3 separate regions of the Homo sapiens genome follow, and all the other regions are linked to region 2. Evidence: chromatin loops called from intact Hi-C (ENCODE). Cell type or tissue: ascending aorta. All regions are shown on one strand.

Region 1 (8,000 bases), 160 kb before region 2:
TTACTTCCCACCGACATTCAGGAGAGCCAATTGGGAAATGGGGTGACATCAAACAGCTCCTGTTTCCCACACAAGGGAAAGGGCAAGGTTAAGGACGAATAGGGAGGGAGAAATGTGAGGTCGGGGAGGAAGAAATTAATGAGCTGCCCATGTATTATTTCAACAGAAGAAACAAGAAAGCAGAAAATGGTTTGCATATCATTTCACTGGGAGCAAAAGAACAGATCAATTACAGCCTCTTTCCAACATCTTGCATTCCTCAAAACTTGTATGCAAAGCAAACAGGCTGAATTTGTTTGAATGTTTGTATCATAAGCAGCAGAAGTGGTACGGGTGGAAATTCTGCCCCAGAGATCTTAAAAAAATGGTTAACTCCCAAATGGATCTCTCGCCTTTCAGACTTAATTCTGTGCGTGTATTTTTAGCTTGTCACACACACTTTTAAAGTTGTCATTTTTGTCCTTTTCCTTCACAATTTCACACAGAGTTGACCAGCTCAAGTGCAGCAAACACGTGACAGAGTGTGGGATAAGAGTCTCTGTTTTCAGCATGCCTAATAATCTCCACCTTTGTTTCTCTTTTATTGAGTGAATGATACTTCAGCTTCGTGTTACTGGTAGCTGCATGCATTTCTGTTTTCCACCCATTTTCATAAAACAAAGAGAAAGTGCTAAAAATATTCAAAGAATTGTCAAATACTTTTGCAGAGACTCAGGTGGTGCTGCTGGGAAACTGGGGCAACTAGAGGAGAGTTCTACCTGGGCAGGGTGTGGGATGTTCAGATGGTGGCAGATGAGAGTTGCTTCATTGGAATATGGATGGACAATGGATTCAGTGGGAGATGTCCAAGACACATGTGTCAGTATCACAGCACCTGGCAATCACAGCGTGTGGGCCTGGCCGAGTCCAGCTACACCATGACGACAGAGCCAAAGTCCACTGTGTTGGGAACACCAACTCCCAGGGTGGAGTTCCATACACGCCAGGCCGGTGTGGTCTGTCCTTACAAATACATCACAGCCATTCCTTCCAAGTGGATTAAGCTGAACCTCTGACATTGCCATGTGCTGAGGCCAAAATGTTCTAACACCAGCAGTTTCATATGATTCAACCTAAACAGCAAACTCATCTGTACCCTGTGCAAACTGACCTGAGTCTCAATTTGAACCGAAGCTTAAGAGAACAGAGTTTAGAGTTAGAACATCGGAGTTCAAGGCCTGGTTTTGCCGTTTTCTAGCTCTGCGATCTTCAGCAAGTCACACGTATTTCCAAGGCCTCGATTTCTCCCTCTGCAAAATGGCAAGATGCTCATCACAGGACCTACTTCACGGGACTGGCTTGGGACTTGAGATAGCTTAAATAAGGTAAAACATGTAATAGCATGTAAAAGTACTTAGTGAGTGCTTGGCTATAATAATGAAAATAATCACTGACAACCCTATAGTTATAGAGGCCACTATTTATTGGGTCTAGGAAACTGAGGCACAGAAAAACAGAATGATATGTATAAGATGAACGAGTCGCAGAGCCAGCCTGGGGTGGACCATGGGTCTTCTGCCTCAAGGCCTTCCCCGAATCCCAAGCTGCAAGTCGGCATCTCATGAGTGGCCACCAGACCACACAGCCCGAAGGCCTTCTCCAACGGTGCAGCCAGAATGACAGTAATGTCACTAAAGTACTAAGCGCAGCCCTGGTATACATAGTCATTACTCAGGTAATGGAAACTCCCACTGCAGCTGCTGTTGTTCCACCATCTTCCGCCACTGGACTGTGTGCTCCTTAAGGATGTAGCTTGTTTCCCTGGCTCTGAGTCTCATTTTGAACCTCAGACAAGCTCGTTCCTTTCTCTGCACCTGAGATTCTCCATAGGTAAAAAATGGGGGCGGAGAAGGAGGTTAAATCAGGTCATCTCCCCCACTCCATGTGGAGTTGACCCAACCTTAAAACCAGACTCCTCTATGACAAATAAAATAAGGAGGACCCCAGTGAGATCCTCCTTCTCACTCTCGTAAAGCTGGGGTGAAGGTGTATCTAAGCCCTCCAGCCCCGAATAAGGGTGCCTGTCCCCTCTTCCCAGCCCCACCCATTCCTTATTCACCAGTTTCCCCTCAGGACCTGGGCAAGGCTATTTTTGGTTTCATTCGACCCTCCTCTTCCCTCCCAAATGAATGTGAAGTTGTTCTTTTCCATTCTCTTATTAAGGGTTTTCTTGGAAAGAAAATATTATTCCAAACCCAGAAATTTTATTTCTAAATTTGTGCAAATGTAAGTTGTAAGACATTAGCTGCATTTCACATTTTGTGCAAATGGCAGAAACAGGCAATTCGTGTGCTCCAGGATGGGGGCTGGCCAACGATTTCGATAAAATAAACCCTTTTTTAATTTAAATGCTAATGCACTGAATTAAAATTTAATAACTGAGGAAATTGAAAAGCCGAGCAGGAATATTGGAAATAAATCCAAGCAGAAACAGCTGAAATTAAAAATTCTAGAGAGTGGGAGGATAGCAGCTAAGCTGTCTTATATGATTACATTTTTTTTTTTTTCAGAATGAAGCAAAAAAAAAAAAAAATCCTATCTCTCGCTGGCTCTAGGGCAGTAAATCCACAGTGCTGTGATTTATTGCTCAATTTTCCTGAGGGAAAAAGGCTTTCTTTCATGCTGAAATATTTCATAAATTTCAAGCCAGCATAAATTCTTAATTTAAAAGTTATGGAGGTCACATTTAGTGCACTGGTACGGTTCCAAAATCTTAAAGGAATAGCAGCAACCAAAAAAAAAAAAAAAAAAAAAAGCAGAAAGGAGGGGTAGAATTTGCTCTTTTCTTTTTTTCCTTTTTTTCATTTTGGTTTTAATTCTCACAAGTTGAAATTTCATTATTAAAGATTCCTCCTGGATGGATAGAACCCAAGCACGTGGGGAACCGCTGTGTGTTTGGAAAAACCTGCTGCAAAAGATGAAGAGATAAAGATTTAATTCAATTATAAAATGGCATTTTTTTTTTTAAGCCACTTGAGGAATTTCTGGTAAAAATTTCCTCCCTTCATTGCCCGGGAAGCGGTGAGGGTGGGGGAGGGTGGCCAATGTAATTGCTTCTCTTAGATCTCCAATCTTTTGTGCTCACTGATATATTCATTTGTTATACAGCTGTTCAGCGGCGGAAAGAATGCTGGGGCGCCCATAATTCTAAGCAAATCAATCAAAAATTAATGATTTGTCATGCTTGCACAATGGAGGAAAAACAGCTCCTTAGGTCCTGGCTGCCTGATCTCGAAGAATGAAATGCCTTTCTTCGATAAGAGAACCGAGCCTGAGGCTCGGGGAGGCTGAGGTGCTGCCACAAATGTGGGGGCCTCACAGTCCCCCTAGCTCTGTGAGGTTAGAAGGGGGCCGCCATCTTGGAGGGGGCATTTCCAAGATGGCGCCTCAGCTAGCCAAGCTCAAGATGGACCTGGCGCAGCACATTTTCACAGTGCTATAATTAGGATTTTGCCTTTTCCTCCCCCACCGCAACTCAAAAATTACTTGGTCTCTAGAGAATTGAATGGCTCCCTCCTCCCCCAGCTAGATTTAATTTGTCCCTGTTCATTGTTTTCCCAACACTGCTGACACGCAGACATCAACCAACTCTACGGGACTGGGACTGGGGCTGCAGTTCCTGAAGCGTCTGTCACCCCCCAGGGTGTGTGCTGCCCCTCCTCCAAAGGCCACATCCCACACATGACCATGTCACCAGCACCCAGCTCAGGGCCTGGCACAGGGCAAATACTCGGCAAATATAGTTGAATCTGTTAATTATGATTGTTTCTCAAAAAAATACTGACAATGAGGTTGCTTAGATGAATGGTGCATTGGCAATCATGCTTGAATGAAATATATCAATTGACCTCAAATAATTAATCATTCCTTTATTCACTCAGCAGATAGTTCTTGGAAACCTACTATGTGGCAAGTACTCTGCTGGGCTCTGGGTGGATGACGTCAAATCCACTAGGGGACAATTTTGAATGCCCAGTGGTCAGTATTTTTCAGGCTTCTCTGCACCCTTATGGAAGGGAAGCATGAACATGAACCCAGAGAGAAATGGGAGTTTCTCTGCATGCTCAAATGCCCTTTGAAGTCTTGTAGCTTACTAATTCTTACCAATACATTTGAATATTACATTCAAACTACCAAATACATACGACACCATAATACATATTTCATATATTTTTATATGTTAGTACAAACATCAACATTGTTTTAAACGACCAGCTGGTACAATTAACCTTGCAGGAAGATATGTGACCTCGGCAGTGGGTGCAACCAAGTGCATTTAACCTGGAGGCCTGCAGGGGGCACTGCGCTTGCAAGAAGCACCCACCAACCCAGGACCTGCCCAGAGGATGATTCTATGTCCCCTAATATTTAGAGGACAGTTGGTCTGAAACAACTCAAGCTTTATTTATATATCTATTTCCTTTCCAAAAGCCAGTGAATCCCCAAAACTTAACATGTAACTTTCTGTCTCCTCCACTGAGGCACAAGACTCAAATAAGGAAAATTCACTCATTCATCCAACAAACATTTATCAAGCTCCTTCTACATGCCAGACATCATTTTAGGCAGTTGGGATATATCTATACCCTTGTGGCAATTACATTCAAGTGGGGGGAGACGCTAACATTAGGCGTAATAAATAAGTAAAACATATAGCATGCTTGAAAGTAATCAGTTCTATGGTGTGTGGGGGAGGCGGGGGAGTCATGAACAGGGAAGGATAGGGTGGTCAGGAATGCTGGGGACAAGGGAGGAGCCACAGGCTGCAATTTTAAGTAGGGTAGTTGGGTAGGCATCATTGGGTGAACACTGTAAGAGGGTGAGAGAGTTGGCCATGTGGTGTCTGGGGCAAAGTGGATGCCAGTGCAAATGACCCCAGGACAGGAGCATGCCTGGTGTGCTTGGCAAACAGCAAGAATGTCAGGATACCTGGGGCAGAGTACATGAGGACAAGAGGAGGAGAGATCATGGGAGGTCAGCTCATGCAGAGCCTTGCAGGCCACCGAAGAGCCTTGGCTTCTACTCTGGAAAGCCACTAGAAGGTTTTGGCAAAGTGACATACTTTGACTTACATTTTAGAAAGATCACTCTGGTTGCTGTGTTGAAAGGAGACCATGAGGCCAGGGGGGAAACAGAAGGCTGGCAGGGCTACGGAGCAGTCCAGGGAAAAGATGATGGTGGCAGGGACTGAAGAGGGTGAGGAAAGGTTGAGTTCTGAATATACTGGTTGGTGCTGGTAAATTAGATGTGGGGTATGACATAAAGAAAGAGTCAAGGAAGATTCCAAAAATCATGGGCCTTAGCACCAAGAAAAATGGAGTTGCATCTCTCCCACACATGAGAATACTAACCATCAGCACAGTACTTTACAGATAAGTTACGCCGAATGAGATCCTCCCAGTAACCCTGCAGGGAAAACACTGTGGTTTAAATATCCCTCTTTGACCAAGAATTAACCAAGCACGTGGAGGGGCTAAGTGACTTATCCAAGGTCATACCACCGCCAGTGGCTTGGCCAAGGTTCACACATCTTCTCACCCCAAGTCCACAGCCATTTCCTCTATATATTTGGCCCTTCCCCTATGGAACCAATGGATAAAACTTAGCCCCAAACCATATGGATGAACTGTTTTTCTGTCTAGCTACAGAGCTCCAACTCAGGCACAGGCAGCTCCAGCATTTATTCACCAGGTGTCCCTAAAAAATGCCATTTAAAAGTGCCAGGGCCAATGCTGAAAAAGTTATAAAGAGCTTTGCAAGTTACAAAGAGGATTCTGTTCCTGGAAACCAAATATATGATAAATTCTCTAATTAGTCCTTGCCTCTTAGATCACATTCAGTGGTATGTATCTAACACATTGTACTTGGTTTTTGTGTTTTCTTTCCCAACTGAACACGGTAACTCAAAGCCACTGACTGCCCTAGGTTCCACGCTTGAGGAGTGGCAAGAGGCTGCCAGAGAAGACCCTGGCCTGAAAGAGCTGGAACTCACATGAGTTTGTGCCATTTTTCCATAAATATTTATGAAGTTCCTATTAGATGTTTGATTCTGGGCAAGGCCTTGGCCGGTGGAGGATACGAAGATGAATCAGACCTGGTTCCTTATTCATTCGCCCAAATACCACTATGTATTATGATGTAAATGCCTACTATGGGCTGGGAACTAAAATAATTACTGGGGACACAACAGCAACAAGAACAGTGAAGGGGACAGGCATTGATGACTTAATGGCTTCAATCAATCAGTTTATAATTACCACCTGAGATACGTGCTCTGAAGGGAAAAGTCTGGGTTCCGTCAGCATCTTTGACAAGAGGATCCAACAGACTTCAGGGTCAGGAAGAGCTTCTATGAAGAGGGATACTGGAATAGGAAGCACAGAGCTCACACTCGACAGGGGGAATAAAACTGTAGATGCAGGTAAAGCTAACACAGGCTGGATGGCAGGGAGCGACATGCACCTCGTGCAGGGCAGTGAAGAAAAGGGCACCACCTTGCCCAGCTGGGAAACCAAGGCCCGTGAACTTCGCTGGGTTGTAGCCTTCTCTGAAGGCTTCACCAATGAAGGAAGGGCCCAACCCACCCAACATGCACAGGCTCACACAAGGAGTTCCTGACTAGACCCCAAGGCCAGAGCCCACGCCTCCCTCTGGACTTGGTAGCTTCCAGCTCTGAAGGGGAAGGAACAATGGTTTGATCTTTCCCCTTTTCATTTGCTGCAGAGTGGCCACAATGCTCCATGGAACAGAAATGTGAAGACCGTCCCCAAACCAGGTCTAGGCATCTTCTCCGCAGGAGGCCCCAGAGACATTGTGATTGACTGGCCAAGTTTCCAACTACAAGGGAAAGCCAGGGAAAATGACCACTTTCTTTACGCCTCTCAGTTATGATACCTTTTATGTCTTTCTCAAGCCCTGGCTCTCTGAGGTCCAGTGTTAAAACATAAATCATTCCTGTCTGGAATGGAACCAGTGTGGGTCTTGTCTGCTTCTTGTGAGTTTCCAGGTACAGGTGGATTCTTCTCTCTCTGATAGGCAGCCATGCAGATTGGATCCAGACCCTAATACAGTCTTCATCATCATCATCGTTGTCTTTGACATCACTGTCAACAGTCAGGAATGAGTAAGTCCTGTAAGTCAGGCTAAGGGAGCTGGAAGCTTATGGACAGACTTGGAAGGCATATGCACCCCAAAAGCAATTGCGAGCTGCAGTATGCAGACTGGAGGTGGTAGCCAGCACAGAGAGCCCACTGTCCCCTTCCAGGGAAGAGATGATGGCGGTTTGGGGAAGGTGGTGGAGGAGAGAAAGCTGCAGGACTGAGAGCTACTGGGAGCAGCACAGATCAACTGAGATAATGTGAGGAAAACACCCAGCAAGACGCCGGCACATATTAGTTGCTCTGTGAACACAGATTTTTGTTGCTGTTGTTGTTTAAATAAACTGCAGCAGCTGTTGAGAAACCTCTGCCAGTCTTAGATTATGTGCAGAGGGCCTCGTTTCCTTCATGCACAGACCTGGGCCCCTGGGAGAGATGGAAGAATAGAAGAATTCACCTCCAAACCTGAGGCCTGAGTCACGACGTTTAAAGGAGAAGGGGGCCGGGCGTGGTGGCTCACGCCTGTAATCCCAGCACTTTGGGAGGCCGAGGCGGGTGGATCACCTGAGGTCAGGAGGTCGAGACCAGCCTGGCCAACATGGCGAAACGCTGTCTCTACTAAAAATACAAAAAATTAGCCAGGCATGGTGGTGGACTCCTGTAATCCCAGCTACTCAGGAAGCTGAGGCAGGAGAATCGCTTGAACTTGGGAGGCGGAGGTTGCAGTGAGCTGAGATCGTGTCACTGCACTCCAACTTGGGCAACGAGAGCAAAACTTCATCTCAAAATAAATAAAAATAAAAAAATAAAGGAAAAGGGGGAAATCCGCAGAGAGGTAAAGGCAGCAGCCTCCCCTGCAGGGCT
Region 2 (8,000 bases):
ATCAAAAGTAGTCACTTTTATTTCAGATTGGTCTCGTCCCCCCATTTTATAGACAAAATGAGGCATCTCCACGTTTCTGTATCTCCTTTGTCTAAGGCAGAGTGCTTCACTTGCAGTAAGAAAATTATGTATCAGGAAATGGACCTTCTAAAAGGTTGGCTTTCCGTCCCCATGGTTTCATACGAAACCCTGGTATTTGTATAGACCTTTACAAAACTCTGTCACTTACATCATCTCACTTGATCAGCTCCTTGAGGAATCAGTCCCCATCCAACAGAGGAGGAAACTGAGGCTCTGAGATGTTAGGATGACTGTCTCAAGGCCACACTGCCAGTTTATGGAAGAGCTGGGAGTTCAGCTTAGCTCCCCTGACTCCAGTTAATTGCTTTGCCTACTTTGCTACAATGCTTTCTGTAAATGCTAATTTCCTCTAATCACACTGTAACACTATGACTGTGGGAATTTTTCTTCATTTTCCATATTATTTTACTCTTATTTTAAATGGGACACCCAAATATGCTTGAGGCTTTTTTAGGTAATGGAGATGGCATCCACCAATCTTCTGCTTTAACCCAATGTGTCTCTTCTGAGCTCCAGGGAAAATCAGAAAATCTGGAAAATTCTCCCTTTGAGCTATCTTTGTCCACAGTCTCAACCTTTCTAGTACCACTGAAACTTTTCTTTAATTAAAAACAAAACAAAACAAACAAAGCTTGTTGCTCTTCATGGATTTATTCAAAAATTTTAATTGAACACCTACTATGTGCCAGGCACTTTAGCTGTAATAATGTGTTCATTGTAGAAAAATTAGAAACTACACATAAACAACCAGATGTCCACCAACAGTAGAACAGGTAGATACATTGTGGTATAGACATAGAATGTATTACTACACAACATCAAAAAATGCACAAACTGGCCAGGCGAGGTGGCTCACACCTGTAATCCCACCACCTTGGGAGGCTGAGGTGGGCAGATCACCTGAGGTCAGTAGTTCGACACCAGCCTGGTCAATATGGTGAAACCCCGTCTCTACTAAAAATACAAAAATTAGGTGTGGTGGCGTATGCCTGTAGTCCCAGCTACTAAAGGAGGCTGAGGCAGGAGAATCACTTGAACCCAGAAGGTGGAGGTTGCAGTGAGCCGAGATCATGCCATGTACTCCAGCCTGGGCAACAGAGCAAGACTCTATCTCAAAAAAAAAAAAAAATGCACCAACTATAGTCACATGCAACAAAAATGCATTTTAAAACCGTAATGTTAACTTTAAAGATACATACACACCCCCACAAAATACATCCAGTACGATTTCATTTACATACATTTCAAAAATAGGCAAACTCAAACTATTCTTTAGGGATGCCTACTTAGGTAGTAAAACCATGAAAAATAAAAAGAGATGATAGGAAAAAGCTGCCTTCCAGGGAGTGGAAAAGGTTTCGGTGAGAGGCTTCTAAGGATCGCTTCTTGGCCTTTTGGCTAAGATCAAGTGAGAGGCTTCTAAGGAACGGCAATGAGGGTAGTTACATAAATATCCACTTCATCATTAAATGCTACATTTATAGCTCATTCACCCATCTGTGTGTTTTCATCTTTTAAAAAAAAAGTTTAGAAAATCCAGATAAAAATCAGGAGGAAAATAAATTCTGCCCCTGAATGTGAACATTTTGGGCACATTCACCCAGCCACTTCTTTTCTGTGCGTGCCTCGTTTTTATTAACCAAAGTAAAATCTCACTTTAATTTTTATTTTTTCATTTTATTTCCTCATCAAAGATGTTACCCTCCGTCCTGCCCAGAGGCACTTGCACCAGCCTTACACGTGTGCGGGGCTCGGATAGAGGAACTGTCCTTTATCATCATTCAGCCAGTAAAGGGAAATGACATGGACTTCCAGGCAGCTTATTTTGCTGTCAATCTTCCACCTTTGAAATTCTGATAAGAGCATGAGCCTCCTTCTACAATTTACAAAACAACATCTTTGGGCCATTGCCCCATTTTACAGATGGAGGAACTGAGGATCAGAGAGGTAAAGTCACTTTTTACCCAAGGCCATAGAGCAAGCAGCTCACTGGCAGCCTTGGCTTCTACTTCTCCCATCTTGCTGACCCTCCATTTCCCACCCCTGTCCACCCATCCTAATCTAAAAGACCTGTTCTGAGTCCTTGGCCTAAGTAACATGACCCCATCTCCACCTAGTCTTGCTCCTTTCGGGGAGTGTGGTGGCTTTCTTAGGGCCTGAGTCACACAGCCATCACTCAAGGGAGGGAGCAGGATGGCTCCCGGCTCCCAGCAGAACTTATTGCATCATCACTCATGCCTTGCCAAGTCTTATTGCTCCAACATCCCCTAAATGATAAAGTTGGATTCATTAAGTGTAAATTCAATCAAACTTGAAAGAGAGAGAGAAAATAAAAGTGACTTGGAATAAGAGAAATGGAAGCACCCGTAAGCGGTTGTTTCTTTTCCTAGGAGAAGTGGCCTCTGGGCCCTGTGTGTTCAAGGCAGCAGGAGTCAGTGGAGTCAGCAACTTCCCAGGGTGAGGCTGACCCTGAGAGGCAAGTCCTGCCTCTAGCACATGCTGGCTGTGGGACCTAAGACTCAGTTTTCTCATCTGTAGATGGGGGAATATCTACCCTGCGTGACTGCACTGAGGATAAGATGGTATCTTGTGCATCATCAGCTTATAAGAACTTTCCCACTGCTGAAGCAGCGAACTGTAGGAATATACCCAGATAGGGATTCCTGGGCAGCTTGGGGTCGGCTTGTAGATGTGAAGATGGGGGAGAGGAGACGTTGGATCTCAGGATGCAGAATTTGAGTCTCTCACACGTTGTTCCCAGAACTATGAGACTGTGGTGCACAAGGTGAAATGCCTTTTATATCAGGGTGTGTGTGTGTGCATAAAAGCAGAATTAAAAAAAATGTTTACCTGTACTGTGGCAGATACAGAGAGATATGCTAGTATTTTTTAAATTCCTTTTCTCCCCAATTCAACATCCACTAAATTGATTTCATGACCTACTAATGAGGGCCTTGGCCAACGTCACAGAGCAAGCTAGAGGTGAAACGGGTTAGAACTAGATCTCCTGGTCGCTAATCCATCTGCTGCCCATTACCTCCCGCTGGCAGGTGTCCAGCTTTGGTTGAGTTTTGTGTGAGTGCTCATCCCCGTGAGTGAGGGCCAGGAAGCAATGGGGGACTCTAGGTGTGGAGGTCCAATGGCCTGTAAACCCCCCAGGCTGGAGCAGACCTTCCCCCTTCACAGGAAGGTCTAACGTGAGTCTCTGCGCCGCCTAGGAACCTAATAAATAGGGGTTGAATGAAGGGAGACATGCAGAGACCACCCCAACCAGAGTCTGATCCTGCCTCTGCCACTGTGTCGTCGTGGAACCTTGGAAGTGGCACTTCTGCAATCTGAGCTTCACGATGACCTTTACCGGGGTGTGCTGGGGGTTGGGGGCTAAGGTTCTATCCGCCTAATGAGGAAGGGTTAATAGGAAGTTCCTTCTGGGATCCCACAGGCTGCTTTGAAGCACTGCCACCTACTGGTCACTCTCTCTCATTACACCTCGTCACTTGGAAGAGGGCTCTGTTTTCGGAGTATCTCCTAAATGCATGATCCTTTCCATGGTTCAAAATCCACCCATGACAGGCAAGTTCTCTTAATCCTCAGAACAACCGTGAGAGAAAAGCAAGTATTCTTAAATCCATCTTACATATGAGAAAATTGAGGGCCAGAGAGGTTAAGCCACTCACTCAAGGACACACAGGATTTTCACATGGATGCCCAGATTCCCAATCCAGTGCTCCTTCTGCCCATTACAAGTAGCAATCCCCAGCAGGCTGGATTTAGCCACAGGCTTTACCTCCAGCAGGCTAAAGGCTGAAAGAGTGGATTGGAGATGCACATCTTAGACTGGTCAGAGGGAAGTGGGGTGGGGTAGCTTGTTTGGATGTCGCCAAGAAATACTGTCAGGTGCAGCACGTTTCTTACTGGTTAATCAGTGCTGCTTCGGGCACTCCAGAAGACCTAGGTAGAGGACTGATTTCGAGAAATGATGTGGCTAGGAGCAGTGGCTCAAGCGTGTAATCCCAGCACTTTGGGAGGCTGAGGCCAGCGGATCACCTGAAGTCAGGAGTTCGAGACCAGCCTGACCAACATGGTGAAATCCCAGCTCTACTAAAAATACAAAATTAGCTGGGTGTGGTGGCACATACCTGTAATCACAACTACTCAGGAGGTGGAGGCTGCAGTGAGCCAAGATCATGCCACTGCGCTCCAGCCTGGGCAAAAAGAGTGAAACTCCATCTAAAAAAAAATAAGTAAATATTATATGACCATTATGAAGTGCTTGGGGGATGTGACAATAACCAGGCTAACTTGGTCCATGTAGACAGCCAAACTGTCTTGCTTAGATCTGGCAAGACCCTTGCTTAGACCTGTTTTCTTTCACAAAGCAATAAACAAATAGAGATGGAATGGGTGGTGGCTGAGAGGCTGGTTGTAGTGTCCTACTCCAAGGGGTTCAAATTCCATCTCTGCCATCTTACTCGCCCTGTGACCTTGGGCAAATTACTTAAGCCAAGCTTGTCCAACCCCCGGCCCACAGGCTGCACATGGCCCAGGACGGCTCTGAATGCAGCCCAACACAAATTCATAAACTTTCTTAAAACATTATGAGATATTTTTGTGATTTTTTTTTCAGCTCATCAGTTATCGTTAGGGTTAGTGTATTTTATCTGTGGCCCAAGACAATTCTTCTTCTTCCAGTGTGGCCCAGGAAAGCCAAACGGTTGGACACCCCAATAAGCTGCCTATAAAATGGGGATTCTCTGTTTCTTCATCTGTAAAACAAAAACATCCATAATTGTTTCTTGTTGGCTGTTGTATAAATTAAATGGGCTAATATACATAAAGCATTAGAGAGTGCCTGGAACGTGGTAAGCACTTAATAAATATTAAACATTTTTTTAAATAGGAATTGAGAGGAGAAGTCTGAGTTGCACCGACCTGGATTAAAATCCTAATTTTGTCACTGATTCATTTCCCAACCTTGGGCAATCCTCCCCTTTTCTGGGCCTTCCCCACTCAGATGGCTGGAGCATTCTGCTGGGCCATTCTCTGCTCCTTCCTGTTCCTGCTGCATGATGACCATGTCACCATCCGCACCCACATTCAAGGTCAGCGGGGTGGGTAGGTTTGGCTGGTGTGAGGCAGGGTGGGCAAGCTGGGACACATCTGTTCCCTTGGTTAGAATTGCGCTCTTATATTTTTCCCCTTAGAAACTATTTTATGCAGCAAGGTCAAGCGATCAGGACTGCAAATCAATTTAAACAAAGGCGCTGAGACAGATACCCTTGAACTTCAATGACTTAAAATAGCCTCGTTGTCATCCTTAGCCAAACGCTCAGTACCTGAGTTCACTTCACCTGTCATCACCGACTAATAAACCATCCCTTTTGTGGAAACTGATCAGAATGAAGCCTTTGAATCAAAGTGGATGTGAGGCCTGCTTGGATTAATAGAGCTGCATTAGCCCCCTCCCATGTTTCCAGGATGGCTACAGAGGTTGATGCATTCTTAGGGAAATGAATATCTTATTAATATTAGGAAGACCAGACTAGCCATCTTAAGAATGACCCTGGCTGCTCTGTGGGTAGCCAAGTGCAGCACAGCCTTCTTTATGGAATGCCTCAAAGTTCTGCCTTAGAAACCAGGGTGGAATTGCTGAAAAAGGGTTGGTGATGGTGGAGGAGAGGCAGGGGAGTTAGGGAGTTTTTATTTGGAAAGGAAAGAAAACTAAGACTTACTCAGTACTTACTGTGTGCCTCAAACTGTGCCAGGGGCTTTAGACGAAGTAATTCACATCAGCCCCACAATGACTCTGTGTGGTAGGTGTTTGACACTACTTTAAAAAATAAGAGCCTTGCCAGGCGCAGTGGCTCACGCCTGTAATCCCAGCACTTTGGGAGGCTGAGGCAGGCAGATCACCTGAGGTTGGGAGTTCGAGACCAGCCTGACCAACATGGAGAAACCCCGCTTCTACTAAAAATAATCAACCGGGCGTGGTGGCGCATGCCTGTAATCCCAGCTACTCGGGAGGCTGAGGCAGAAGAATCACTTGAACCCAGGAGGCGGAGGTTGCAGTGAGCCGAGATTGCGCCATTGCACTCCAGCCTGGGCAACAAGAGCAAAACTCCTTCTCAAAAAAATAAATAAATAAATAAAAAATAAGAGCCTTATTGAGATATAATGCACATACCATCAATTCACCTTTTTAAAGTGTATAAGTCAGTGGTTTTAGTATATTTGTTTCCGGAGGGCTCAGGAGGGTCCCTGAATGCCAGTGAGACCCCAGCCTCCGCTAGTGTCGAGAAAAATTTCAGGGATAAGTCAGAATGAATCGAAAGGCAAGAAGCTTTTATTGCAAAGGGAAAGTACACACTTAAGAGAGAAGTGCAGGTGGACGTGTGAGAACAAGTCATGAGCAATGGCGTTGGGTTTTTTAATTTTATGGGTGTTTCTTTAATTAGAGGATGGAATAATTATTAGGTATTCTAGAAAACAAGGGAATGTCAGGAACCCCGTTTTCCTCTCCGTTTCTCCCTTATTTGGGTTTGCCCAGAAGAGTTATGCCCATTTTCTCTCCTTTATTTTGTGTTTTCTGTTATCCTGTGGTTTCTTTGCCTAGTTCCTGTTTTAGCTGTTGTCTGGGTTTTTACACCCTCCTGTGACTATCTAGTGCCATTCCTGTCTCATATTCACTAAGTTTTGTTTTTGTTTTTTTTTTTTTTAGAGACGGGTCTTGCTCTGTCACCCAGGCTGGAGTGCAGTGGCACAATCATAGCTCACTGTAACCTCAAACTCCTGGGGTCAAGTGATCCTCCTGCCTCAGCCTCCTGAGTAGCTAGGACTATAGGTATGTGCCACCACACCCGGCTTTTTTTTTTTTTTTTTTTGTATTTTTTTGTAGAGATGGAGTCTTGCTATGTTGCCCATGCTGGTCTTGAACTCCTGGCCTCAAGCCATCCTCCTGCCTTGCCCTCCCAAAGAATTGGGACTGCAGACACGAGCCACAGTGCCTGGCCTGTATAGTCACCAAGTTGTGCAATCATACCATTATCTAATTTCAGGATATTTTCATCACCCATGAAGAAACTTTACATACCTGAACAGTCACTCCCAATTCCCCATTCTCCCAACCCCTGGCTACCGCTAATCCACTTTCTGTCTATATAGAGATTTCAAATCTAGACATTGCATATAAATGGAATCGTATAATATGTGGCCTTTCGTGACTGGTTTCTTTCATATAACATGATGTTTTCAAGGTGTATCCGTGTCGTAGCATGTGATCAGTACTTTATTGCATTTTATGGCTGAATAGTATTCAATCATGTGGATAAAATACGTCTTGCTTTATCCAATGATCAGTCGATGGACATTTGAGGTTTTCCTTTTTTTTTTTTTTTTTTTGTCTATTATGAACAGCGCTGTTATGAACATTTATGGAGATGTTTTTGTGTACACATATGGTTTAAATTCTTTTGAAATGGGGAGTGGAATTGCTGGGTTATGTAGTAACTCTATGCATAGCCTTTTGAAGAACTGTGATACCGTTTTCCAAAGTGACTGCGACATTGTACCTACCGGCAACCAATGAAGCTTCCAATTTCTTCACGTCTTTGCCAATGCCTGTTAATGACCATCTTCTGGACTATGGCCATCCTAGTGGACATGAAGTGCTATCTCCTTGTGGTTTTGATTTGCATTTCCTGAGTGATTAATGATGAATGTCTTTTCACGTACTTATCAGTCATTTGTATATCTTCCATGGAGAAATGCACATTTAAATCTTTTGATATTTGATTATAAATCCAATTTTTAATTATTTGTTTTTTGATTGAATTGTAATATTTCTTTATATATTCTGTATAAAAGTCTCTTATCAGATATATGATTTGTAAATATTTTCTCCCATTCTCTTTATTACTTTC
Region 3 (8,000 bases), 230 kb before region 2:
TGCCACTCCAGAGCTCTGTCCTGATTTTAAGTTCATTAGAAATAAATAATAGGCTCCCCAAAAAGATCATCTGATTTCATGCCTAATATACAGCAGATACCCAATTAATATATGCTGGATGGATGAATGAATGATAGAGACTACGCTAACAGAACAGTACTTAGCCTAAAAGAGATTCTAGTCCTGTAATACTCTATGCCAGTCAGGCCAGACCTGGGAGATGATGTGAAAGATTTGTACAATAACAATAACAGGTGAAATAACAGCAGCTACCAATTACTGAGCACCATTATGTCAGGCACGTCTCACCCATTATTTCTAATGCCTCTAGAGAATTCCTCTGGGGAAAGGGGTGGAGGGACAGCTAACTGCCTCCCCAGACTCACGTTTCCCTTTGCAGAGTGGCCAACTGTCCCGGGACAGTGGCTCTGGACACGCTTCCACCCATGGGTTCAGGCTGGTCATGTGGCTAATTCTCCACACTGGAATTTGAGCATTTACAGGTGTCACTTGTGGTCTGAAATGGTAAAGAAGTGTGCTTGCCCCATAGTCTCTCTCCCCATCCACAAAGAGAGAGGATGCTGAAGATCTAGAGGAGGACGGAGCCAATAGAAAAAAGAGCCTTGATCCCTGAATCACCATGTGGAAGCCACCCAACTAGATCATGTGCATTGGGCTATAATGTGGGTGAGAAGTAAATGGTCTGTATGTTTAACCACTGAGAATTTGGAATTATTTACTTATTCCAGCACATACTGTCTCCCTGAGACTTGTGTTATGCCGTGGTGAAATGTAATAAAAAGGCTGCCTAGAGAGCAGATGACTGCACCTGTAGCTCTAGAGCAGTGGTTCTCAAAGGGCGGTCCCTGAACCAGTAGCATCAGCACTGTCTTAAGACTTACCAGAAATGCAAATCCTAGTCCCCACCTCTGCAGACCTACAGAATCAGAAATTCACAATGGAGCCTAGAAATCTGTGCTCAAGCAAGCCCTCCTGGTAATTCTGATGTGTCCTCAGGTTTGGGCGCAACTGCATTCTGGGACATAGGGTGTTAGTGAATGAGACTCTGCTCTGAGGTGGGCCTTAGCCCAGCTTGCCTTGGGCTGCATGTCTCTCCATCCCCACCTTCTGTCTCTGCTCACCTTGATCTCAAACCATGTTCCATTTCCACCTGCACATTTCGCTTCCAGGCTAGCTCCTACTTGGCCTTTAGGACCAGCCAAGAGGCCACCACCTCCAGGAAGTCTCTTCAACTCTGTCCCACCTCTCCGTGTTCCCACAGAGCCTGTGCTGCCTCCCCACCGCCCCCACCTGCAGAGCACAGACCAGCCTGTGTTAATAACTGACTGACTGGGGCTCCCTGCAAGCAGGTTCCATGTCCTGTGACCATTTTCCAGGAAAGAGCGGCCTTCTCCAGGGGCCTCAGGTCAGGCCCTAACCATCTCTTCAATTTGCAGGAACTGAGGAAGGAGAGGGGGAGAGAAGCCGTATCCTACTTACCTGCATGGGACTGCATGTGCTCCAACAGGTTGTTGTAGAACTGGAACTGGATCCCACAGGCGCCGCAGGTGTAGGGTTCTGGAGGGAGAAATGCGGCAGCCACGTGAGGGGTGGAACCGACGCAGACACCTTCTGCTGGGCTGCAGGCAGCTTTGCAAGTGGGAACCCAAACACACACCGGGTCTCTGTGCTCAGGGCTCCGGGCCCAGCCTGCCTGCCTCCCCCGTCACTAGACCCATGAGGGAGAAGCTGGGTGAAGGAATGATGGAGAGAGGAAGCCATGCAGAGAGAGACCATTAGCTCAATTGAGCAGCTATTTATTGAGTGCTTACTGCGTGCCAGCCACTGTTCGGCGCACTTGAGATGGGGGTAGGGAGGACAACATCAACATCAACAGACCAACGGCCCTCTTGGGGCAGAGACTGAGTCTCAGGGTGTCACAGCCCCAGCTCTCTCTCTGGAACCACATGAGGTCACTATTTGCCAAGTGAACAAATGAATGAATGTATGAATGAATAAAAACCAAGGTAACAGACATAAGGAAAACAAGAAGGAAAAGGGTAAGAAGTGGAAAAAGCCACAGAGAAGCAGGAGGAAGTGGGGATCTGATGCGGAAAGGGAGGAGAGGGAGGGAGGAGTGAGGGAGGGCACGCGTAGGAACAGGCACAAGGGGTGCAGGGGCCTGGATCACTCAGCTCTCTACTCTTAGCACTCACGTCAGTGCCTGGCAGAGAAGAGGGAGGAGGAGAGAAGGAAGAGGGAGAAGGACAGAAGGAAGAGGAAAAAGAAAGAGGGGTGGGAAGAAGAGCAAGGAAAAGAAGAAAAAGACGGCTGCGATGGGGCTCGGAAGAGGTGTCCTGAGGCTGCCCGACGACCGTGAATGGGAAGGCCTGAGCTCCTGCCAGGGCTGGGGCAGCAGAGCCAAGGCTGCTGCTGGTCAGGGCTCTGCCCCACCCCGTCCAAACTGCTCCACCCGCCCAGGGCTGGACCTCGGCCTGCCTCCACCAGCTGCCGGGTCTGCCCGGGAGGGCAGCCCAAGGCCCATCTCACACAGCCTGGAGGCTCCAGGAGCACGTGGCTGGCTGAGTTCCTTCCCTGCCCTGCCTTGCCCTCTCCAGCCCCCCAACGGGACCATCACTTACTCTGTAGGAGAGGGAAAGGGTTGGAAATCAGGGGACTTGCAGTTTCTGCAAAAGAGAAACAGTTTAGCCATCTCTTCTAGTTCTGCTGTTCTGTGCTGATAGTCATAATTTTTATTCTTAATAACCAGTGAGCCAGATGGGGCTTTCAGAGGAGTGGGGAGCATCCGAGAGGAAGGCTCACAATCTGGGGTGGGGTTGCAGGGAGGCTTGACACAGAGGCCATGCCTTTCAGAGGATCAAGGTTTACTGTGGGTGCTGGGGCCACCAGGCAGGGCAAGACAAGTCACTGCCATCCCTCCGGGACACCCTACACTCTGAAAGAGTGAGGACACATGAGTACTGGTGAGAAGACATCCTTGCATGGCAGCTCACTTCAGGACAGGGAGCTGGCAGCTACTTCTAGGTTCTGGCACCAGGGTGGGGATGTTTGGTACCAAACACCAGAGCAGCCACCAAGAGCGGCTGTGCTTTGGAGGGCTCCTGCTGGCTGGCATCTCTCCCTCACTTCCTGGCACTGCCAGAGGTTGGCAAGCCTCAAACGCAGCAGGCAGCACAGCGGGGCCAGATGGTCTAGATGGGGAATCCTGGCTCCACCACTTATAATCTGGGGGACCTAGGGCAGCAATCCACCTCTCCTGAGCCTCAGTTTCCCACTCCAAAAAGTGGGGATAACAATAACATTGACCCCCATGGGGCTGTGGAAAGGAGGAAGACAGATAAGACATATAAAGCTCTGAACACATGCCAGGCACACAGTAAGCGCTCAATCAATGGTGGCTGCCAACAGCAGCAGCAGCAGCAGCAGTGCTTGCGCTATCGTTCCCGATTGTGAATATTAGCTCTGGGGGCAGGGGACGCATGGGGGTGCAGCATGGCTTGGCTGGGAGCACAGGGCACATCTGGAGACCTCGGTTCCAGCCCGGCGCTACTACTTATTCCTGTGTGGCCTTGGGCAAGTCACTCCATCCCTTTCAGGCCCACCTCTTGGAGAGGTTGGGTGGATTACGTTGTTCAAAACCTCATTCCCTTCCGCAAAGCAGTCATCAAATCACTTGGTTTACTTAAAAAATAAAAATGACCAACTATCACCACCAAAAAACCCTAACACCTGAGTATGTAATCTGTGCCAGGGACTCACTGAATGTTCACAACCACCACGGGGCTGTGTGTGTTCATCAAGCCACTTTACAGCAGAGGAGGAATTCAGAGACTAGCCTAAGTCACCAGCTAGTAAGTGGTGGAGCTGGGGTTCATATGTGAGTAACAGCCCGAAGTGGAGCTCCTGTTACTAGGCAGATGCCTCCACACTCAAGTCTGCGCTCCTGGCTGTCTCAGAGGGTCCCCGACAGTTGTGATGTGTTCGTCACCTGTCCACACCCAGGCAGTAGTGCCCAGCCCAGTGCCTGGCACAGGCTGACACCTAATATGTAGTGAATTAAATTTCAACCATGCAAGAAAGTGAGTGGGTGCCTTCCCCTAATGTAACCACAATGTGAGAATTCCTCTCCCCTCCTGCCCTGCCTCTCAGGGTACAGAACAGCTTGCTGTGCCCTGCTCGGACAGAGGCTGCTGGTGACCAGCCAGGCACCCCCCAGGCTGACCCCGGGTCTGGTGGGAGAGGCCCCTTGGCTGCTGCTCTGGACATTCTAGGGCTCTGCCGCGGTCCTGGAAGAGGCAGGCGTCAGGGGGCGCCAGAGACCACCTAGAGCCTCAGTTTAAACCCACTTGAGCAGGTAGGGGCTGGAAGGGAATCTTCGTTCCAGTGGCTCCAGGGCCAAAATGAGACCAGAACTTGGAGCCTCTGGCTCTCACAGCTCTCTCTCTCTCTCTCTCTCTCTCTCTCTCTTTTTGAGACAGAGTCTCGCTCTGTCACCCAGGCTGGAGTGCAGTGGTGCAATCTTGGCTCATTCCAACCTCTGCCTCCTGGGTTCAAGTGATTCTCCTGCCTCAGCCTCCTGAGTAACTGGGACTACAGCTACTGTATTTTTAGTAGAGATGGGATTTCACCATGTTGGCCAGGTTGGTCTCGAACTCCTGACCTCAAGTGACCCACCCACCTTGGCCTCCCAAAGTGCTGGGATTACAGGTGTGAGCCACGGCGCCCGGCCTCTTAGAGCTCTCTCAACTGCACTTCCTTTGCTTCTCCTGTAAAGAAACTGGCTGAGACATCTACCCTAAAAACATAGCAGTGGCTCTCTCAGGCCCAATCATCTGGGGTCAGCTGAGTTGATGCCGCAGGCTATGGGGAGGGGTGTTGCTCTCTCCATGGGGGAGACAGAGAGGAGGCATTGTCCACTGATGCCCAAGGCTCAGAGGAATGTCCCTGGAAGAAAAGGCCCCTCCTGCCTCTGTGGTCTCCCTCTAATTCCCTGCTCCCAGCCTCCTCCCAACAAGATCCATAATGCACCACAAAGACCCCAGCCCACAGGATGCTGCCGCGGCTGCCAGGGGGGAGCGGGCGAAGCTGGCAGCTACCGCACAGGATGGCTGTCAAGGGGCACACTCACCGCTGGAGTTCTGCGAACTGCTGTTCGTCTCTTCAAAGTGGTTTTGTGCTTTGCCTTCTACTCTCCGACTGAAAGCGCTTTCTGCTGGGTGGGGGACAGGAGAGAGAAAGAAAACAATGGTGATTGGTCAGCACTAGGTCTCAAGGGAGGGGTAGGCTGGGTGAAGGCCAAGGACTCTGCTGGGCCAACTAGCTCTCGTGAGGGCTCCAGGACCTCAAGCCAGATCTCCCCAGGACCCTCTGAGTGGCCTAGTCCCTTGGCAGGGCCCCAAGAGACCCTCCTGGCAGGGCCCAGGAGGCCCAGGCACGGGGGCCGGGGGAGTGACATGCCCAAAAACACAAAGATGAAATCCAGCAGGAGAGCAGATGGCAAATGGGCCTGAGTCTCCCATCTTTGGCTCCTGGAGAGCCACAACCGTGACAGCAAATCATTGGATCTACCGCCCACCACTCCCTGTCAGATTCTGCTGCCACGGGCCCCACCGAAGTGCATAGATGATGACAGCATGTTTTCTGGTGATTCCAGCTCCATCAGCTAGGTGGTCCCTGGTGACAGGGAGGGTATCCTGCAACAGATGGCGTGACAGGGAGAGCAGGGGTAGCCCCACACCCCCAGAGGCCAAACCCAGGCAAAGTCTGGTCAGTTGTTCCCCCAGCGGAAGGGATGGGTTCCCCCTGAGTGACTACTGGGGTGTCTCTGCTTACAGGCTGCCATCTACCTGAGGGGCCCACCCTCTTCCAAGTGCTCTCTGGAAACCCTGCAATGCAGAGATAGGGTCCAACCAGGTGGAAAACCATGAATTTTTATCCCCCACCCCCACCTGCAGAAGGTATTGAAACAGATGATCCGAGCTGGAAGACAGCCCAGCTTTTCCAAGGTGCTCTAGGCATGAGGGGGATGCCGGACGATCCCAGAGATAAAGACCTCAGGGAACCAGTCAATTTGGGATGTGCAGCTGACCCAGTGCATTTCTTAAGGAGAAACAATTTGCCCAAAGATATCAAAGGCTCCGCAAAGTCTGCCCGCAAACAGACCCATTTAGATTTACTTAACCTGGCCTTCCCCAAACATAAGAGGGGTTCCCACAGAACCCCATTTTTAAAACATTAGATTCTGAAATATCTCACAAAATTGGTGATCTTGAGAATGCACTTTGGGAAATGCCACTCTCACCTGGTCCACCCTGCTCCGGAAGAGCAAGTGCTTAGTTTGTGGGTGCCAGGGTTGCGGATGGTCATGGGGACAATGGGAAAGGAAGCCAGAGGCAGTGCCTGCAGACCCTGCCCAATTCCCACCTCCCCCCGACCCCTGTCATCCCACTGTAACAACGTCTCCTGACACAGGCTCCTTCCTGCAGAGGCTGCAGCTAACATTACAAGGACAACCCTCCCTTCAAAATGTGCCTGTGAAATGCCTGGGCTGAGAGTCCCAGGGAGCATCTACAAATTGGCACAGAAGGCCCCTCTGTTCTCGGTCTAGGGAAAGGGGTGGGGGTGGGGGGCTCTCATTCGCTGAGCACCTCCTATGTACCAGGCACTGGACCAGATACTTTACATCCAAGTTCCCTCTAATTCTCCCAAAAGCCCTGTGAGGGCTGCACTGTCATTCCCATTTCACAGGTGAAAAAACAGAGGAAAGAGTGAGATTGTCAAGTTACTGGGGTTGGATGTACTCCTAACCCTCCAAGACGGCAGAATCAGACTTCACTTTAGGGGGAGGTGCTTCCTTTTGAAAAAGGCCTTGTGTGGAGAAGTGACTGCCTACTCCATCTTCATCCTTGTGTACGTTGGGTGACTGGTACTCATCTATGGAGGACTTCTGACCAGCATGCTGGTAAACTTACCACAATTGAGGCTGCAAACTCTTACACTGCTCAGCTGATAATGCACATTTTGAATAGCTTTCCTTGCCACAAGTACCTCTGGCTGAAAAATCAACATGCAGCACCAGAGGTGAAATCCCATACAGGGACGTGCCCATACACACATGAAGGGCCACTTATTCCAGGACCAGGAGGTGACTGACAGTTTCTTCCTCAACCACATACTATCTTATCTCCCATGCAGGCTCCTGCTCCCAACCGGATGCCCTCTGACCTGCTCAGCTGGTGAATCCAGAGGTGACCCCTACCCACAAGTCTTCCAAGGCACATGAAGGCAGCCTGAGGCCTGTCCCATAGCTTGCTGAATGCCTACTCAGAGACACTGAAGCTGGAGACCGGCCACGTACCACACCCTGTGGGCCGCCCTCTGCAGAAACCGCAGGCATAAAAACTCCCAGCCACAAAGTGCAAGAGAGAAAGCAAGATTTGAAAGCCACGATTCCATGATTTAGTGGAGCCGATATCTATCACCAATGAGACCGTGATGACCAATTTGCTTCTAACTAATTTATGCTACTGTTGAAAAACACAACGGCTACTGGCTTTTCTCAACACGGTACCTGAAAAACCATGACCTTCAAACCTTCAAGGCTGACTGACTACTCTCCTTTTGGGAGATCTAAGCACAATAAACATATCTTCGAAGAATCACGCCCTTGCCCAAAATTAGCCTCCTGAACTGAGGAGTAAAGGAAAGCACGGCTTAATCACTCGGCTGGGTTGTCAGTCACCGAATGAACCAAGTGGATCCTTTACCTGAGTTCTCACCTTGATCATCTATTTATTTAAGAAATGGCTTTGGTCTCCTGAGGACAACTGAAGGGCCCGCGGTCCCAGAGGCACCACATCATCACTCTGCCCTACAACCCACAAGTCCCGGCAGGTGGCCCAGGGCTGGTTCCATCCAAACGTGAATCTAAGAATTCCTGACTGCTGGTCCTCAGCACACAGTGTGTCTGGCCAGTTTTT

What was found. A loop is a pair of places that touch in the nucleus more often than their neighbours do. Peaks named below come from ENCODE experiments on the same cell type or tissue, not always from the same donor. Only the 100,000 strongest peaks of a DNase experiment are listed, where the experiment ranks them.
Region 1: it touches region 2 in a loop (6-fold over the local background); 33 of 110 quality-filtered maps call a loop at or near these places.
Region 3: it touches region 2 in a loop (6-fold over the local background); 69 of 110 quality-filtered maps call a loop at or near these places.

What each region holds. Positions count from the first base shown.
Region 1 is chr9:113,959,545-113,967,544 of GRCh38, reverse strand. The region is part of intron 1 of ZNF618 (zinc finger protein 618); the gene reads right to left. Among named protein-coding and RNA genes, the nearest start is that of ZNF618, 87 kb to the right of the region's middle. RefSeq lists enhancers at 2,012-3,389, 3,028-3,528. In ascending aorta, a CTCF peak has its summit at 4,315 (motif pointing right); DNase peaks (open chromatin) are centred at 963 and 4,336.
Region 2 is chr9:113,803,110-113,811,109 of GRCh38, reverse strand. No RefSeq gene overlaps it. Among named protein-coding and RNA genes, the nearest start is that of ZNF618, 69 kb to the left of the region's middle. In ascending aorta, a CTCF peak has its summit at 3,564 (motif pointing left); DNase peaks (open chromatin) are centred at 2,299, 2,534 and 3,299; H3K4me3 peaks cover 547 bases; H3K27ac peaks cover 957 bases.
Region 3 is chr9:114,029,878-114,037,877 of GRCh38, reverse strand. ZNF618 (zinc finger protein 618) reads right to left here. Exons shown (of 15, transcript NM_001318042.2): 12 at 5,150-5,233; 13 at 1,501-1,578. Among named protein-coding and RNA genes, the nearest start is that of AMBP, 44 kb to the left of the region's middle. In ascending aorta, a CTCF peak has its summit at 4,307 (motif pointing right); DNase peaks (open chromatin) are centred at 2,447, 3,137, 4,277 and 5,247; H3K27ac peaks cover 1,913 bases.